Regions from separate parts of the Homo sapiens genome. Here regions 1 and 3 are each linked to region 2. The links are chromatin contacts, found by Hi-C in ENCODE. All regions are on one chromosome and are shown on one strand. The core of a region is the stretch at or near the end of the contact, and the rest is flanking DNA. Distances in the headings are between cores, read along the strand shown.

What was found. Hi-C counts contacts between places; a loop is a spot of excess contacts on that map. Pooled maps may share reads with other maps.
Region 1: a loop to region 2 is called in a pooled map, with 6 times the contacts of the local background. The contact joins two enhancer-like sites. A Hi-C loop is called at or near these places in 3 of 50 pooled maps.
Region 3: a loop to region 2 is called in a map with no recorded cell type, with 6 times the contacts of the local background. The contact joins two enhancer-like sites. A Hi-C loop is called at or near these places in 1 of 37 single-sample maps with no recorded cell type and 2 of 50 pooled maps.

Annotation. Positions count from the first base shown.
Region 1 is chr12:94,816,919-94,820,063 of GRCh38, reverse strand. No RefSeq gene overlaps it. Among named protein-coding and RNA genes, the nearest start is that of MIR492, 16 kb to the left of the region's middle. RefSeq lists an enhancer at 1,504-2,023. Within about 2 kb of position 1,868, at least 3 of the 41 ENCODE cell types and tissues checked have a DNase peak (open chromatin) inside an H3K27ac peak, as active enhancers do.
Region 2 is chr12:92,538,782-92,541,515 of GRCh38, reverse strand. No RefSeq gene overlaps it. Among named protein-coding and RNA genes, the nearest start is that of LINC02397, 73 kb to the right of the region's middle. RefSeq lists an enhancer at 2,368-2,417. Within about 2 kb of position 1,380, at least 19 of the 41 ENCODE cell types and tissues checked have a DNase peak (open chromatin) inside an H3K27ac peak, as active enhancers do.
Region 3 is chr12:89,861,338-89,864,486 of GRCh38, reverse strand. No RefSeq gene overlaps it. Among named protein-coding and RNA genes, the nearest start is that of LINC02399, 85 kb to the left of the region's middle. Within about 2 kb of position 1,551, at least 17 of the 41 ENCODE cell types and tissues checked have a DNase peak (open chromatin) inside an H3K27ac peak, as active enhancers do.

The sequences.
Region 1 (3,145 bases), core at 619-3,118, 2.3 Mb before region 2:
ACATTACAGATAGATATTGAGGATTCTGGAAAAAATTTCCAGTCATAGAACTAAGATAATGCTCTAGAGATTGGAGTCTTTGGAGATAGTTTTTCGAGGACCCTGCCACCATCCAGCTTCCTCTCTGCTCAGGACTCCTTTAATCTGGTGTCAGTGGATTTCTCCCATCACTTTGGACATGTTCCAATTAGATTGTAATGCACCAGCATTCTTCTCCTTGACTTAAAAAAAACAGGAGGAGAATTATATTCCTTTTGTTGATAGGATTTCTCTTATAGTGTCATCATCTTCCTTTTTCTTATGCTCCCGATCTTCTGAAATCATGCTTCCCTGTGAGCCATTCCTGAATTTTTTGGTGTGTTCCCTGAGTATGGGACACACCTCAGATGGATCCGGGGATAGTTTCTTTTTGACTTGATCCAAGATATACCTCTTCATGAAAATGTATGTTGATCAGGGACTGTGGGTATGTATAGGGTCAACATTCTCTCCCATCTGCTTTTAAGTAAGTGCTGACTTTGCCAGGCCAGGTGAATGAGCCTACAGTCATTTTAAGGTGGAAATAATTGGTTAGTTTAGACTATTTCAGCATTTCCAACACCTAGATTCTAGTAGATATTCCTTGAAAAAGGTGTTAGCAGTGGTGAGTCCATACAGGTCTGCAGCAACCTCAATTCTTCCCTCTTCAGAAGAAAATATTTGACACAGAGACCAAGGCAAGTTTTAGAGGAATGAAAGTTTATTCAAAAGCTTTACAGCAGGAATGAAAGGAAGTGAACTTGGAAGAGGGCCAAGGGGGTGACTGGAGAGATCAAGTGCATGGATTCCCCATTGACTTGGGATTTTATATGTTGTCATATTTCCAGGAGCTTGTGTCCCTTGTCTCCTGATTCTTCCCTTGGGTGGGCTCTCCGCATCCGCAGTGGCTGCCAGCACTTAGGAGTGATGCATGCACGGTATGTTTACTGGAGTTGTACGCATGCTCACTCGAGGCATTCTTCTCTTACCAGTTGAATGTTCCTAGAAGGTCATATACCAGTTAAACTTTGCCATTTTGCCTCTTTTTTGCTTGAGCCCACTGGCCCAACTCCTGAGATCTTATCAGGAAACTGCTGATTCCCAGCTTCAGGTGTTTCTATCTATTGGGAGACTGCCTTTCTCTGGTGCTGGCTGTGACCAATTATTATTTTATTTTATTTTATTCTTTTATTTAGATTCTCGCTCTGTAGCCTAGGCTGGAGTGCAGTGGTGCGATCTCGGCTCACTGCAACCTCCGCCTCCCAGGTTCAAGCGATTCTCCTGCCTCAGGCTCCCGGGGAAGCTGGGATTACAGGTGCCCGCAACCATGCCCTGCCAATTTTTGTATTTTTATTAGAGATGGGGTTTCACTGTGTTGGCCAAGCTGGTCTCAAACTCCAGACCTCAAGAGATCCGCCTGCCTCAGCCTCCCAAAGTGCTGGGATTACAGGTGTGAGCCACCGTGCCCGGCCCAATTATTATTTTAGAGAGACAGTTAACAACTGCCTGACCTCAGTGGTTGCCTGACACTCCTGGAGTGGGGCAGGGGAGCCCTCTTCTGCCCTGCTCAGGTCTAACTAGCTACCTACTATCACAAAAGGAGTCTGGTTAAAAAGGTATTGTGGCAAAAGGGAGTATAGTATGGGTTCCCCAACCTTACTTGGCCGCAACACCTTTGTGTGGCTGAGCATCTTGGGATCAGCAGCCTGCAGGACACTGGAAATTGCTGGACTGAAGGTCAGTGATCTGAGAGACAGGAAAGTACCCGCAGCGAGACAGTGCGAAGAGAGCAATTTTAGAAATACTTCTGCTTTTGTTTCTCAGTTTTTGTTTCTCGGTGCTTATTTTTAACCTAAGTAGTAGTCATTTGAAGCTCTCAGAAGCTCATGGGCTCTTATCAGATGAAAGTACCCCAGACCTTGCAGGATTAGGAACATCATCTGGCCTGAACAGAAGGTAAAATTGCTGTCTGATTTTCTTTTTAGAGAAACCTGTTAGTGAAGCTGGCGATTCAGTTCTTTCTGGTATACATTTAGGACCTGTTAAATATATATTCTGCCTCAAGGGGAAATCATATTCTAAAAAGTAAACAATTCATAGGCAATTCTTGTACCTTGAGAATCCATTAATGGCTTTCAGAAGGCAAATTTTGTTGTCAAGGGGACAGGTTATATGGGCAACTTGCTTCTATTAATACTTTTCTGGGCAGATTAACTAAATGAACTAATATTTAACTTGGTCTAATAGAATGTTAGCCAGAACAGTGCCTGGTAACAACAACAATAATACTAGCTAACATTTCTTAAGTGGTCACTATGTCCCATAACTATTATACATGTGTTAACTAATTTAATCCTCACAAAAATGCAATGAGGTAGCTGTTATTTTTACTCCCACTTTATAAATGAGAAAATATAGTAATATAGCATATTTTACATATATACAGTAATATTGTAGCAGGACGAGCTGCAGACAAAACCCCTCAGACACCGAGTTAAGGAAGGGCTTTATTCGGCTGGGAGCGTCGGCAAGACTCACGTCTCCAACAACTGAGCTCCCCAAGTGAGCAATTCCTGTCCCTTTTAAGGGCTTACAACTCTAAGGGGGTCCGCGTGAGAGGATCGTGATCGATTGAGCAAGCTGGGAGTACGTGACTGGGGGCTGCATGCACTGGTAATCAGAACGGAACAGGACAGGGATTTTCACAATGCTTTTCCATATAATGTCTGGAATCTATAGATGACATAACCGCTTAGGTTAGGGGTCGATCTTTAACTACCAGGCCCAGGGCTCAGCGCTGGGCTGTCTGCCTGTGGATTTCATTTCTGCCTTTTAGTTTTTACTTCTTTATTTGGAGGCAGAAATTGGGTGTAAGACAATATGAGGGGTGGTCTCCTCCCTTAATATAGCATAATAGTGAGGCTAGAACCAGTGATTGGCTCTGTATTCATAAGAGTGAGTAACAAAGCAAAGCAGATTTTACAGTAAGTTCTTTCTTTTTTTTTTTTTTTTTTTTTTTTTTTTGAGACAGTCTCGCTCTGTGATCCAAGCTGGAGTGCAGTGGTGCGATCTAGGCTCATGGCCCGCCTCCCAGGTTCAAGCAATTCTTGTGCCTCAGCCTCCTAAG
Region 2 (2,734 bases), core at 131-2,630:
CTCTGTGCCTTTGAATATCTAGTTTCTCATCTATAACACGATCTTTGAAGCTATACAAGGAGAGAATCAATATCACCTGATCACCATCTTTCGCCCTTTGAAAGGCATAAAATTCTAAGTAAGAATACTACACATCATGCTGTGTATTTTACTGCATGCATGCTAAGCCTTTACCAAACATTTTTAAAGGAAAAGAAGAATAAATTAGGATAGGAGCATTCAAAGGAACCCATAAGATGTCCCCTTAAAGAAAGGATTTATGGATAAGGAAACAAAAGCCCAGGTGGCCGATGTGATATACTTGTGGTCACACAGAGGAGGAAGTCTCCTGAAGCAAACTCAAGGGCGCTTTGTACATCATACTAATCCTACTTGTTGATTTATAAAAGTATTAGCTTCTTTATTTTCTCCTTAATTAGGACAGAGAGTAATTATCATTATTGGGTCCAGAAAGAATTATGCCAATGTTCCAAGATTGTGCATGGAACATTTGTTATGCAAACTGCTGCCCTTCACACATAGAGAGTCCCCATAGGCTATGTCCTCCTCCCTGGGGCTGCCAATGTGTCTAAATTGCTGGGAGCATCTCCCCCAGGCTTATGAACATGAGCTGCTCCTTTGATGGGATTTTGATGGCCATGAAATATCATTTAGGAGAGGGGTTAATGCCTTTTTTGTTGTTGATCTTTCACCTTCAGGGAGCATGAGCCTCTGAGAGATCTGCTTTCACGCCATATTCACAGAAAGGTTTTGCTCAGCCTGAGCCAGGCGGTTGCTGACTGCCAGGGCCAGCGTGTGCCGACTGCTGCTGTGTTTCCCAGCGCTGCCAGCAGGATCTTATTCTTTGTATCTGCACCTCCCAAACAATTCTTCCGGGGCAGCTTTGTCTGTGCCCCTCTGCTGGGCTGAAGGGCTGGTGCTTAGGGATGCATGCATCCCGCCCTTTGCCCTCATGTCTGAGCTGTTCGAATCTGATTTCCAGGGCAATTGCAGTTTGGCGGCTCCCCGGGGCATCCTCTTGAGTGGCTGCTCTGCTGTTACTGTTTGGGAGGCCTCGGAAACTCCCTTGGGTAGTTTGTCAGATGGTCTGATGAGAATAGCAGGAGCCTGTTTTCCATAGTCAGATTGTCATTTTCATCATCATTTTTGTTGTTGAGTTTCCCTTTTTAAAAAATAAAATCATAAAACAGACATACTCTTTTCTAAACAAGTGTAGACTTTTACCATGAGGGTTGGAAGGGGCCTCACTGAGTAAATACCTCTTCTCTCACCCTCGTGTGATGGCTTCTTTGTTTTGAACTTGGGTGTGCCCAAGTGGTTTTACAACCTCCCTTGGGTATCAACAGTCCTTATCCTCTCACCATCTGATCTCTCTTCCTGCTTCTGGTCCTCAGAGGGTGGTCAGACAGTGCTCCCAAGAATGGGTTGAGGTTCTGAAGGTATGTGGGCACCTAAAGATCCTAAGCTGTCAAAATGACTGCTGTCCAGGAGAAACTGACCAGACCTAAGGTTCAATCTGGGGAAACTTGACGCAATAACAATTAGCAAGTACTAGGCATTTTGCTGTGTATCAGGCCTGGAGATCAGCAGTTTACGTGAGTGATTTTCACACATTCCAAGAAATAGTTTCTTCCATTATTTCCACTTTACAGGTGAGAATATTGAGGCTCTGAAAGGCTAAATGACTTGGCTGAAGCCACATACTTAGTGGCAGAGTCAGAATTCAGTCTCTAAGGCTTTTGAATTCCAGAACTCATACTTTTAGCCATGATGGTATACAGATTTAGTTCTGGGGTCTGGAGACCATTGACAGTCTTGGAAATAAACTGTGTCTCAATATAAATAAAGGACAGATATGGTTGTGTTCAGTTCTTGGACACATTCCTTCGAACTCCAAAGGACAAGAGGTTAACCTCATGACTTTGATAGAAAACAGAAGACAGGTTGTGAGGTTTCTTGGGTAATTCTGGGTATTTGGACACCTGTTCAGTTATTCTTGGATTCTGTGATGGGGGGTGGGGGGAATATGGGGAGGCTGAGGTCATTATTGCAAAAACCATTTCCTGAGCGCTTGACTTCAGGAAATGCTGTAGCATTAAAAATACCCATTGTGTGGGAGTGATAGAAGCATGACTCACGTTTAGCAATTGTGTCCATAGGTCACAAAGGATTTGGGGAACACAGGAGATATTCACACAAGACTGTGTCTGTGGGTGGTTCATTAAGAAATTTTTAGTAGGTTGAGAAGCATGGTCGCATTTCAAAAGGAGTGACATTTAAGATTCTCCATGGAAGCTATGAGACTTGGCTCATCATTCATACATTGATTAACAAATGTCAATTGTCCGCCTACTAAGTGCAGGTCCTTGTACTGGGTGCTTTGGGATTTTGCAAGAGGAATAAAGCGTGGCTCTTGCCCTTTAGTGCAGTGTTTATGAAGTGGTGACAATGAAATAGGCTGCTTTTAAAATTTCCCCTTTTTTCCCCCTTGACACTTTGACAAAAGGAAGACTATCCCTTAAAGAAAGACATTTTGTTTTATTTTCCAGGACAAATACTATCAAAAAATCAGGTTTGTTAACTCTCAGGCCTTGTGCCTAGGAAAATATGATTATCAGGATAAAAGATTCAGGGGCATGTCCTGGCTTAGGTACCTTTTGTTCACTGTAGGGTAGAGTACAGTGAACAGTGAATACAGGGTAGAGGGAATAGGAATTTTTTTTTGTTTGTTTTG
Region 3 (3,149 bases), core at 302-2,801, 2.7 Mb after region 2:
TTTATCATTATATCTCTACATTTAATTAATTTAGAAAATAATATTCAGATAGATAAAAAAATACTTCTGAGGCAAAAATAAAGAAGGCTGTGAAGATTTAGCTATAGGCATTCAAGTTTCTATAACAATTGCAACACAAATAGTTTGTTTAGCCAAATAATGCCTCTCCATGTTTCAAAAGTCACCTGCAAAACAGCCCCAGGAAAGCAATCAAGGACTAAATAATCAGTGGCCATGGTGAGCACCACAAATGCAAAGGGAGTGGAAACACACACTCTCTTTTGATTCAGCTTAAATTTCAGCCTGAACTTAAGTAGCATCATTGCTGACACAACACATTAATAACAAAAGGAGAGCTTCCTGTTCTTCTTTTTACAAAGCTTTGTAACCTTGGTTTCTGGGTCTCCTTGTTTTGGAAAAAGAAAAACAAAATCACTTCCTGATGACTTTTCTGCTGAAGAGAAATCTGACTAAAAAATAATTAAGAAAATAAACACACTTTACATAAAGATATGTGATACTTTTTTATTGTTTTTACTTCATCTTAAAATCTGACCACACATTATTGTTTTTCTCTCTGTAAGTATGCACAAGAAAAAAAACTAAAACACACCGCTTTCTGGGTGCTGCTAATAGGTGTTCAGTATCACAAAGATCGAACAAACCACATAATTGTGACAATTACTATGGCAACTAACAAAATTTTCAAATCAAAATACCCACTCTCAACGCCGCCCACACAGAGCTTTTAGAGCTAGCATCCACTTCCACTTCAATGTACAGTGTGCAAATTTGGAAGGCCCTGCCATCTTGTAACCACAGTGAAGAAAACTGCCTACGTTAACTCTGCTACTTTATTTTCAGTTGACTGTTTCGTATGTCAGACAGCATCTCTTGCAGCACTCCATTCAAAAATGGAGACCAAAGAGTCGGCTGCCCAGTCTGTAGAAAACTGCACATAGAGCCTGAAGCAGACATGGTACTAAATTAGCAATACCATCCATATGTTTTCTCCTCTGGGCATTCAGAGTCACGAAAATAAGTTCTCCAAAAATAACTCTTCTATCACATAGTGTATCTTCTTTCCTCTCATGAATCAGATCGTCATTTTAGTCTGTCTGATTTAATTTTCTAAAACCAACTCCCTCATATCTGAGAGAGCCTTTCCTCAAATAAATGCCACACAGGAAAGCTGATATGTAATAAAATTGTAAATGGATCTGTTTAAATTTGGTTGGAATGTTCTGTTTTGTTTTGAGAGACAACAGAACTTTAGGAATCTTTCAGCTCACCGTCATGTGCTGATGAGGAAAGCCTCAGGATAGAGACCAAGGCCTCTTGGAAAAAGCTGAAAAGATAGGGAAAGCGTAAAGAACAATCCATGTCTTGCCAACACAGCCTCCTAATTGGGGAAAAAGAAGTCACTGGACAGAATCCTGCTCTGCTCAGCAAACATCACTGTGTCACTTTCTCTTCCTGCTTCTGCTTCGGCAGAAACAGGAACTCTTAAGGCAAGAAAGCCAGAGGAAGTGACCTGCATTTTCTTGGCGGGACAGACACACAAGCAAATTGAGGTTTCCTCTGCTAGGGCACATGAAGTTAGGTGAATCCACTGTTGAGTTGGAAATTGTCCTAACTGGCAGCAAAGACATCATTGTAATAATAACAATTAACAACCCGACACTCACTGGTGCTTACAATGTACCAGCCATTGTTAAAAGTGCTTTACAGAGACAAATTCATTTAATCCTTATGTTCAGTGTAGCCCTGTCATCCCATTTTACAGATAAGAAAACTAAGGCACAGAGTGTTAAGCAACCAGCGAGGTATAGAGTGGAGCCAGTATTTAAATTCAAACAGCCTGTTACAGACTATTAAACCTGAGAAGTTTTTAGGTGTCTGGAAAAGTGTACAATGTTTTATCTTGAAATTTGTTGGCTTTCAAAATCTGTACACACACACACACACACACACACACACCCCAAAAAATTGCAATGTGATGTTTGATGTGACCAGTGTTTAATGAGAAAATATTTCTATATTTGCAGAAAACGTAACTTGTGTATGCCTCAGACTAGGACATAAGAACTACCCACCCCCTACACCCCAACCAGCCTATGGCAGAACAACTGTGTGGCTAGAGCTGCATTTTAAAAAGTGAGTAAACCTAAAGTTGTTGAGAAAGGAACATGCAGTAAACAATGGCAAAATACAATCAACTCGATTATTTGTGATTTATAACTGGGAGCACAGGTCATTCAAACAGCTACTTGAGTCAATAATTCCAACTTTCTGCCCATGAAAACTTTTTGTATTCATTTTCTTTTACTGCTGGAACAGATTGCTACAAACTTTGTAGCATAAAATAACACAAATTGAGTATCCTATAGTTCACTAGGTCAGCAATCTAGCATGGGTCTCATCAAGAGGCTGTAGGCTGCATTTCTTCCTGAAGATTCTAGGGGAGAATTCATTTCCTGCTCATTTGGGTTATTTGCAGCTTACTTCTTTGTAGAGGTAGGCCTGAAGTCCCTGTCTTCTTGCTTCCTGTAAACTGAGGCTCATTCCCAGCTTCTAGAGGCTGCTACCACTTTGCTTGGCAAGTAGACTTCTTGCTCCATCTTCAAATCCAGCAATGTCAGGTTGATTCCCTCAAATCTCTCCACCTTCTTCTTCCGTCTCATCTCTCTGACCCAACTGAGAAATGCTCTTTCCTTTTAAGAGATCATGTGATTACATTGGTCCCACACCATTAATCCAAGATACTCTCCTGATCTTCAAGTATACTCCTTTAATCACTGTACATCTGCAAAGTTCCTTTGCCATGTAAGGTGACATGTTCACAGTCCTACACAGTTGCACATACTCATGTCTCCAGAGATTAGGACATGCATATCTTTGGGGTATCATTATTCTGACTCCACACTTGTGAATAAGAAGCCAATTCAAAGATTTTCTTTCTCTTTTTCTCTTTAGCAGCTTTATGGAGGTATAATTGATTTAAAGTTGATCCTTGAATAATACTGGTTTGAACTGTAAGGATCAACTTATATGTGAATTTCTTCCTCCTCTGCCACCCCTGAGATTGCAAGACCAGCCCCTCCTCTTTCTCCTCCTCTTCAGCCTACCCAATGTGATGACAAGAATGA